3 separate regions of the Mus musculus genome follow, and all the other regions are linked to region 3. Evidence: chromatin contacts called from ENCODE Hi-C data. All regions are on one chromosome and are shown on one strand. The core of a region is the stretch at or near the end of the contact, and the rest is flanking DNA. Distances in the headings are between cores, read along the strand shown.

Evidence for each region. Hi-C counts contacts between places; a loop is a spot of excess contacts on that map.
Region 1: a loop to region 3 is called in a map of T-helper 17 cell, with 13 times the contacts of the local background. The contact joins the promoter of Hbq1a here to the promoter of Elobl in region 3. A Hi-C loop is called at or near these places in 4 of 37 maps with a recorded cell type or tissue (T-helper 1 cell, T-helper 17 cell and regulatory T cell).
Region 2: a loop to region 3 is called in a map of T-helper 17 cell, with 319 times the contacts of the local background. The contact joins the promoter of Smim23 here to the promoter of Elobl in region 3. A Hi-C loop is called at or near these places in 5 of 37 maps with a recorded cell type or tissue (T-helper 1 cell, T-helper 17 cell, T-helper 2 cell and 1 more).

The regions. Positions count from the first base shown.
Region 1 is chr11:32,298,378-32,301,401 of GRCm38, forward strand. It overlaps Hbq1a (hemoglobin, theta 1A), which reads left to right and starts at 1,692. Exons shown (of 3, transcript NM_175000.2): 1 at 1,692-1,835; 2 at 1,931-2,135; 3 at 2,242-2,496. The coding sequence starts at 1,741. The coding sequence ends at 2,379.
Region 2 is chr11:32,822,889-32,825,899 of GRCm38, forward strand. Smim23 (small integral membrane protein 23) reads right to left here and starts at 1,706. Exons shown (of 4, transcript NM_027050.1): 1 at 1,537-1,706. The coding sequence starts at 1,629. All of the region lies in intron 2 of Gm35723 (a long non-coding RNA gene), which reads left to right.
Region 3 is chr11:88,965,568-88,968,826 of GRCm38, forward strand. Elobl (elongin B-like) reads right to left here and starts at 1,364. Exons shown (of 3, transcript NM_001360780.1): 1 at 1,339-1,364; 2 at 1,148-1,209.

The DNA.
Region 1 (3,024 bases), core at 442-2,941, about 57 Mb before region 3:
GATGGTTACAGGTAGTGGGCTAGAGGTTTTATTTCAGTTAGTAAAAGTTCTGAAAATGCATAGTAGTGAAGACTGCACAAGCTTGTGGATGAAGGTGATGTCATTGAGGTGTACAAATCCAGGATTGCTATAATGCACAGGGCTTTGTTCCACATAGTTCTAGTTCCAGAACTTGGGAGCCTGAACATAGTCACACACACACACACACAAGAATAGAATCTTTTTAAAAAATACTTATTTATTTATTACATGTAAGTACACTGTAGCTGTCTTTAGACACCCCAGAAGAGGGCATCAGATATCATTGCAGATGATTGTGAGCCACCATGTGGTTGCTTGGATTTGAACTCATGACCTTTGAAAGAACAGTCAGTGCTCTTAACCAATGAGCCATCTCTCCAGCTCTCCCTCCCCCTTTTTAAAGAACAGAATCTTTAGTGTACTGATGTTATACTCACCAAGAGTGTTTCGTAGATTCTTGCTGTCATCACTGAAATATATAATACGCACTCTTAAGTTCATTGTCCCAAAAGGAATTTTCCCTATGACCCAGGCATATAATATTTTTCATCTACTTAATTCTCACAGCTCTGATAAGAATATATTTTTGAAACAGACTTAGATTTTATTTATTTGAAGAATTATTTATTCATTTTAACTATGTAAGTACACTGTAGCAGTTTTCAGACAAACCAGAAGAGGGCATCAGATAGTTTTGAGCCACCATGTAATTCTTGGTAATTGAACCCAGGACCTCTGGATGAGCAGTCCCATCTTCTTAACCACTGAGCCATCTCTCCAGCCCCCACAGTTGGAATGTATTAAAGGGGATTTTTATCTGAAGTGGTTTAGGCAGAGTCAGGGTCTCATTATGTAGCACTGCTGGCCTGGAGTTCCATATGTAGGCCAGGATGGTCCTGAACTCACAGACATCCTTTTACATCTGCCTCCAAGTGCTAAGATTAACCTGTACCTGTGCCACAAGACCCAGATTAAAAGGGATTTTTAATGTAGATTTAAATTTCCTTCATTTTATTTCACACGTGTGGGTGTTTGGGCTGCATGGATATCTGTGCATCTCTTGTATGACTGTGGAAGACAGAAGAGGGCTTGGATCTACCTGACCTGAATTTACAGGCAAATGTGAGCAGGCATGTTTGTGCTGTGAACCAAAGCCAGGTACTCTGGGAGAGCAGTTAGTACTCTCAACTGCTGAGCCATTTCTCCATCCCCTTTAAATGTAGATTTAACTATGATATTTAACGAAAGGAGACGTGCTCCGGGAGAGAGAGAGAGAGAGAGAGAGAGAGAGAGAGAGAGAGAGAGAGAGAGAGAGAGAGAGAGAGAGAGAGAGAGAGAGAGAGAGAGAGAGAAGACCAAGTATGGGTATGGGCTCCTGACAAGAGAATTACACTCAGTCCTTTTCAATAATGAATAAGAAAGGAAAATCTGTGAAGTTTCCGAAGGACTCGGGAAGCAGGACGAGCTGACAGTGCCATATGGACACTAAAATCCATTGTAATCGATAGTACATATTAGATGCCAATGTGCATGTAGTAAACACTTTAAAATGAAAGGCTTGGAGAGGGAGCCCAGGGAAACAGAGGGCTCAAAGCTGAACCAGAATCTGTGAACACCTAGGCATCCTGGAACGATGCAGCGCCCCCTGGCGGCCTCTTGTGTTTCAGGACATCTTTGAGCTCAGCCAGGGGGCAGAGCGCAAGGCTCAGTTCATTGAAGATGGCTCGGTCCCAGGATGATCAGTGGCTGGTCCTTGCGCTCTGGAAGAAGATGGGCAGCAATGTCGGAATCTACACGACCGAGGCCTTGGAGAGGTACGCCCTCGGGTTCATCTTCCAACGGACTGCGGGGCGAAGACGGGCTCTCTGTACCTCCGGGTCCGGCTGAGCCCAACCCTGTTTTCCTATAGGACCTTCGTGGCTTTCCCCTCCACCAAAACCTACTTCCCACACTTGGACCTGAGGCCAGGCTCTAGCCAGGTTAAAGCCCATGCCCAAAAGGTGGCCGATGCACTGACTCTCGCTACCCAGCACCTGGACGACCTGCCTGCTTCTCTGTCTGCTCTCAGTGATCTACATGCGCACAAGCTCTGTGTGGACCCTGCTAACTTCCAGGTGAGTCCTGTATTGAGCTCTCCCCGGGTTGCTGGAGATGTGGGTCCCTTCAAGGCTTGGTGTAGGGAAGAAATTAATGCAAGGCGGGGCGGTTCTCTTTCTTCAGTTCTTCAGCTGCTGTCTGCTGGTGACTCTCGCCAGGCACTATCCTGGAGACTTCAGCGGCGAAAAAGATGCATGTCTCCTTGGACACGTGTCTGGGTCATGTGACTTTTGCACTGGACTTCAAGTAATGCTGAATTGAGGAAGCAGGGCAGCTTATTCTCCAGTCATGCCCTTCCTAAAGCTTACAATGTTTGAGTAAACTTCCCCAGGGCTGCATTGCCTCTGTGCATGTGTGCCTGGTGTGTGATGCTGCTGTACATTTGAGCCTGGTGTGTCATGCCTCGGTGTATGTATGATAGGTGTTTGATAATGCTGTACATGTGTGCCTGATGTGTGATGCTGCTGTACATGTGTTCTTTGGTTGTGATGCCACTTTTTATTTATGATTAGTGTGTGATGCTTCTGTCCATGTATGCCTGGTGTGTGATGTGTCCGTACATGTGTATATGTGTGCCTGGTGTGTGATACCGCTGTACATGTGTACCTGATATATGATGCCACTGTACATGTGTAACTTGTATGTGATGCTTCTGTAATGTGTGCCTGGTGTGGTATGCCGCTGTACATGTGAATATGGTGTGTGATGCCAATTTACAGGTTTTCCTAGTTGTGATGTCACTGTATATGTGTGACTGGTGTGTGATGCTAATATACATGTGTGCTTGGCATGTAGTGCTATTGTACATGTGTGTCTGGTGTGTGTGGCTGCTGTACATGTGAGCCTGATGTATGATACTGCTGTACATGTGTTTATGGGGTTTTATGCCACTGTATAATATGACTG
Region 2 (3,011 bases), core at 456-2,955, about 56 Mb before region 3:
TTTCCTCTGCTCTGCCCCATCATCTAGTCAGAGAATTCCAGTTGTTCTGTGTCTTTGTCTACACTTAATATTGTCAACTTCAATTTTGGACATTTTATTATTTTTGTGTAAAGACATCTCAATCTACTTTCTAAGTGTTTTTTAAATTTTATGTGTATGTATAATTGTTCTGCCCGCATGTATGTGCAAACATGTGCAAACCTGATGTTAGCAGATGTCCAAAGATACTTGGAACTGGAGTTACTATAGATAGTTGTAGCTACTGTGTGGGTGCTACAAACCTGGGACCTCTGCAAGAGCAACAGATGCTCTTAGCTGCTGAGCTGTCCCTCCAACTGGAGGCTTAGCTTCACTTAATGGCTTTATTGGTGACCATTAATCTACATATCTTCGTTATGTTTATTGAAGTCATTTGCTTGTTTTTTGTTTTTTTTTTTTAGTGGACTTTCTTTTGATTAAGATGTCAAGTTCTTGGAATATTTTGGATCTAAGTAGTTGGGAAATATTCATTGTGACTATTTTATCAACTCTGTCTTATCTTTTTGTTATCATTTGAAAATGAACAAGTTTCTTTTTTCTTTTCTTTACGTCTATGAAAAATGACACGTACACCTGAACTCCAGAGGAGGGCACCAGACCCCATTACAGATGGGTATGAGCCACCATATGGGTGCTGGGAATTGAACGCAGGACCTCTGGAAGAGTAGCCAGTGCCCTTAACGGCTGAGCCATTTCTCCAACCCACAAGTTTCTTTTTATAAATCCCAACTCATCCTTTTAGGGTCTGTGCTTCCTATGTGAAGACTAGAACATTTGTCAATTCTAAGGTTTGATTCTTTTTCTATTTTTTTTTAATTTTCTTCTAAACAAATTTTATTGTTTTTAGATTTTACATTTATGTGTATGGCCCATTTTAAAGTAGATGTTTTATATATAATGTAGAATATGGCTGGAGAGTCTTAAAAATATAGATATCTAGTGGTCCTGCATTATTTTTAAGACTGCCTTTTCCTTGTTGAATTATGTGGATGCCCTTTATGTGTTATGTGGCTGCTCCTGGGTTCTGTTGCTTCAGTGTTCTGCATCTCTGACTTTTGCTGATGCTAAATCAGTACGAGTCTCCACCTGCTAGCCCCTCCACGCCACTGTACCACACTTAGAGGTTTTGGACAGTCGACACAAAGTCTCTGGGTGTTCATGCTGTTGGGTGGAGACTTTCTCTGGGGTGCCCATGTGTCGACTCTCGCTGTGTCCTTGGATGGTTTTCCCTCAGACCCATGTATTCCTTGCTGCCTTTTGTAATAAGGGCTCAGTTGTCCCATGAGACAAGAGATTTAATTGTAGTCATCTTCTTAGAAGCCTTGTCTACGGGTTGAGTCAGTTGGGAGTTAGGGCTTTAACATATGACACTAGCACTATCTTATTTGCTATGAGAGAGAATGAAGAGAGGGATGCTTGAGACCCAGTAGTGGGATCTACTTGGGGGTGGGGCTTCAGAGGAATTGACTCCCTGCAGGGAATGCACCCTGGCCTTACCTGTTTCCTGTCATCACAGTGGTGACTTCTCCTTCTCTGTTCAACTACCTCAGCTGCTTCCCGGCCTCTGCAACCCGTCTTCTGGATTGTCATGTCTCTGCTCAGGGTCAAAGTCTTGGGGTAGATGGAAGTACTTTCAGTGGACAGGCATGTAGATGACTCCCCTCCCCCACTCCGTGTCATCAAGCAAGCATGAGTTCTGATGTCACAGAAGGCAGAAGGCAGCAAATCCCACCACTCTGAGATTTAACCAGTGTCTCTCATAAACACACACACATACACATACATAGACACACATAGACACAAATACACACATACACATGCACATACACAGACACTCACATACATACATACATACATACAGACAGACAGACAGACAGACATACACAGATATACACACACTCACAGATACAAACATACACCCATACACAGGCACACACAGAGACACACAGAGACAGACAGACAGACACACACACACACACACAGATACACACACACACACACATGGATGCACACACGTAGTGAGCATTAGGAAGAGATGCGTGAATGACTACATTTTCAGTTAGGAATTTTTCTCTTTTTAGATATATTTGCAAGTTATTACTATAATGTGAATCTTTAATTAGAAAAAAGAAAACCAAAGCCATTTTGAATGCAAGTTGAAAAATCTATGGAGACTATGATAGGTTCCCACCCAGGTGGAAGCAGTAAGGAGTAGCACCGAGAATGGATCTGCCCTGTCCCAGTTTTACCCCATTTCCCTATTTCTACCCATGGTATCAGCTTGCTTTACTGTAGGCTTCACAGCTGGAGGCATGGTTTAATCTACCAGTTTTATTGGTACTTGCACATGTGTGTCTACATTTGTGTTTAATTTCAAACACTGAGGCCATCTGTAAGTTTGATAACTGCTGATATACAGAATTCTAAAAGGACACACGGGCCAAGGAGGCACGGGACCTTTGTATAAAACAGCACAGTACCTGCATGTAGCCAACACACAATTTCGAGAGGACTCTAAATTATATCTAGATTGTTGGCCGTCTCCAGTGCCACATCAGTGTGGTATGAATGGCTGCTCGAGGGTGCGGGGAGGGATGCAAGGAAAAGTCTATACATTCAGCACAGATGCCGTGTTGTCTGGGTATTCTTATCTATGGGTGCTTTTGGCCCATGGTTAAAGAGGTGATCTCAGGGTAACTGCTTGGAGATTCATCCAGATTATTGTCTTCATCCTTTGTCAGGGGTTCTGTTGCTGTGATAAAGCACCATGGTAGAAAACTACTTGGTGGTGGGGGGGCGGGGCGTCTACTTCAGCTTACAGCTCATAGTCCATCATCCAGGGGAGTCAAGGTAGGAACCTGGAGGCAGGGGGGAAGACCATGGGGGGGGGGGGATGTTGCTGCATACTGGCCTGCTCAGCCTGCTTTCCAACAGTTCCCAAGATCACCAGCTCAGGGGAGACAATGCCCAGT
Region 3 (3,259 bases), core at 114-2,613:
GACAGTTTGATTTTTTCTTAAGACTTTTAGAATTTACTATCAGATTAGCATCATAAATGTGAGATCCAATATCTCTAATCTATTCTTGGTGCTGATGGTGCCTTTAAAGGTTTAATCATCCTTTTGTATTCTGAACTAGCATTTTGTTGTTGTTGTTGTTGTTTTTGTTTTTCGAGACAGGATTTCTCTGTTTAGCCCTGGCGGTCCTGTAACTCACTCTGTAGGCCAGGCTGGCCTTGAACTCAGAAATCCACCTGTCTCTGCCTCCTGAGTGCTGGGATTAAAGGCGTGCACCACCACGCCCAGCTGACCTAGCATATTCAAAAGCCAAGGATTCAATTAATATTTTTCTGACTTCTGAATCTGATATGATTCTCTTTACAACTGAAGTCAATCTTTGCAAAAGCCAAGGAAGGCTTCTTTGGGGCCTTGTGTATTTTAAGGAAAGAACTTTCTTGGTTCTTCAACCTTATTTCAAGCATTTAAAGCTTCTAAGTGACAGAGCATCAAAGTGTGATCATCAAATTCAAGCAGCCTTTCTAACTCAGCATTGTGACTTTCCCCTAGCAAATAACCTTGATACTGATATTGAGAAATATCAATGCCTCTCACCTGATTTTGTTGTTCCTTGGCCCCTAGCTTCCTTTACCACGTTCATCATTGTAACTGAGGACCGACTTCCAACACTGCTGTTGCCAATCTTTTCAATCTTGGGGAACAATTCTGAGTTGCCCAGGAATAAATATCTGCTTCACATAGGGTGAATGCAAAACATAGGGAACAATGTGTTCCTTAAGTCTTCTCAAATCCAATAGAATTCCATTCATATTTTTTCCTAACCTTGGAGGTACCTACTGTTTCCTGTATGTATTTTATATAATAACTGATAAACTGAGGTTGGTTTGTTGTTGTTGTTTTGGGTTTTTCGAGACAGGGTTTCTCTGTGTAGCCCTGGCTGTCCTGGCACTCACTTTGTAGACCAGGCCTCTGCCTTCCGAATGCAGGGATTAAAGGCGTGTGCCACCAAGCCAGGCTGGCTTCTGCTTCTATTTTAACCTATCTAGAAGAGTACCTTGCAGGGTCCTAAAGCTTTCTTTTATACCTCCCATCCCTAAGTCTCTCCTTGAGGACTTCCCAGGCGACTTACCAGATCTGATGGCTTCTCAGGTTGTCCTCAGCAGGAGTGATCTCCTAGTGTCCCTGGGGCCCCTACCACAAGTCAGAGAGCCAAAATGTTACTTGAAAACCAAAAATCCCAGCCATTCAGTTATACCCAGGGGCCAGATGCTGGGGAAAAAGCCTGCCAGCTCAGAGAGGCAGAGAAAGTACCCAGCTGACCTTCCAACTCAACTCACTTCCCAGAAGGAAACAGCTCCTATCTGCTTCCCCATGCTGTCTTAAATACCCTTAGACTCAAAGACCCTCCTTTCTGTTCACTTCTGGTCAATCCCTGTCAGCTGGTTTCTAGCTCTGCCTCTTGACCTAGGTTTGATTTTCTTTAGCTCTCAGATTAAATGTGTGTGTTAAGTCTAAGCCAAAACAAGAAACAGGGTTTTTCAATTCATACAATGTGATCCTAAGAGAGCAAGGCACTTCTACCACCAGCCAGAAATAACAAGGCATCGGCTCTCCTCATGACTCATGTTCAGTCTCTCAGCTTACTTTGCTCAGCCCTGGACCCTGAATATTCACTTTGCCTTTAGATATTTGCTTGTTCCGTTTTCTTTTTTCTTTTCTTTCTTTCTTTTTTTTCTTTTTTTTTTTTTTTTTTTTTTCTTTTTTGGTTTTTCGAGACAGGGTTTCTCTGTATAGCCCTGGCTGTCCTGGAGCTCACTTTGTAGACCAGGCTGGCCTCGAACTCAGAAATCCGCCTGCCTCTGCCTCCCAAGTGCTGGGATTAAAGGCATGTGCCACCACGCCCGGCTCTTTTTTCTTTTTTAATATTTATTTATTTTATGTATATGAGTACACCATTGCTGTCTTCAGACACACAAGAAGAAGGCATCAGACCTCACTACAGATGGTTGTGAGCCACTATGTGGTTGCTGGGATTTGAACTCAGGACCTCTGGAAGAGCAGTCGGTGAGCTTAACCACTGGGCCATCTCTCCAGCCTTATTTGCTTTTTCTTTTTTTGGTTTTTTGTTTGTTTGTTTGTTTGTTTGTTTGAGACAGGGTTTCTCTGTGTAGCCCTGGTTGTCCTGGCACTCACTTTGTAGACCAGGCTGACCTCAAACTCAGAAATCTGCCTGCCTCTGCCTCCCAAATGCTGGGATTAAAGGTGCGCGCTACCATACCCGGCTATTTGCTTTTTCTTTATCAAGTAGCCAGGCTGGGGGAATGTCTCTCAGTGGTGTGGTGCTTCCCTGGTGTGTACAGGGCCCCTTGTTCACTCCCTAGCACTGCAAAATAAGTAAATAGCCTAGCACTGCAAAATAAGTAAATAGCGTTGTCGAAATCATTGCCCAGGAGACTAGGCATGTATCTTAACACCTATGCCAGACACACAGGTTGAATGCACACACATTCACACACTCACACATGAATGCACATAAAATAAATCTAAAAATCCCTTCTTTGTGTGTGTGTGGGAATAATGTTGTGAAGTGGAAATTTCTGGGTTTTTTTTTGGTTTTTTTTTGGTTTTTTTTTTGGAAAGTCAGTTAAGTCAAATGATGGTCTGTTGGGGCACACAGGTGAAGAGATATTTTCCTGAAGCAGGCACAGGTGATGGGATGTTTTGTTGGTGCAGTTATGAGCCACCGCCACGTGAGTACAGAGACTCAAACTTGTGTCCTCTGGAAGACCAAGGCATTCTTTCTTTCATCTGTGCCCCAGTAAAACATCACTTGACATGACAACTGACTTTCTAAACACACCAGAGGTTTCCACTCTCCTACATTCTTCCTGGACTCGGCAGAGCTCTTGGGGCTGCTTCCTGGAATTTGGTAAAAATGTTTAGATACAGTTTAGATACCAGATTTAGGCAAGAATTTGACAAGAGCTGGGACCAGGGCGTTGGCTCAAGATGAATACAGCTGAGGAATGTGTGTTCTTTGTATCTTGATCATCTAGTTAAGACCCTGAATAGAGTAATCTTGTGACCTTTCTTTATTGCCTTGTTTGTTCCTGGACCACTTTCTCTTGACCTAGAACTGGCCTATACTTTTCATTTAACTAGAAAGGTACTGAAACTGACACTTTTCGATAAAAATTTGGAAAAATAAGCCCCCCCCCAACACTGGCTCTGGTCATGTTAC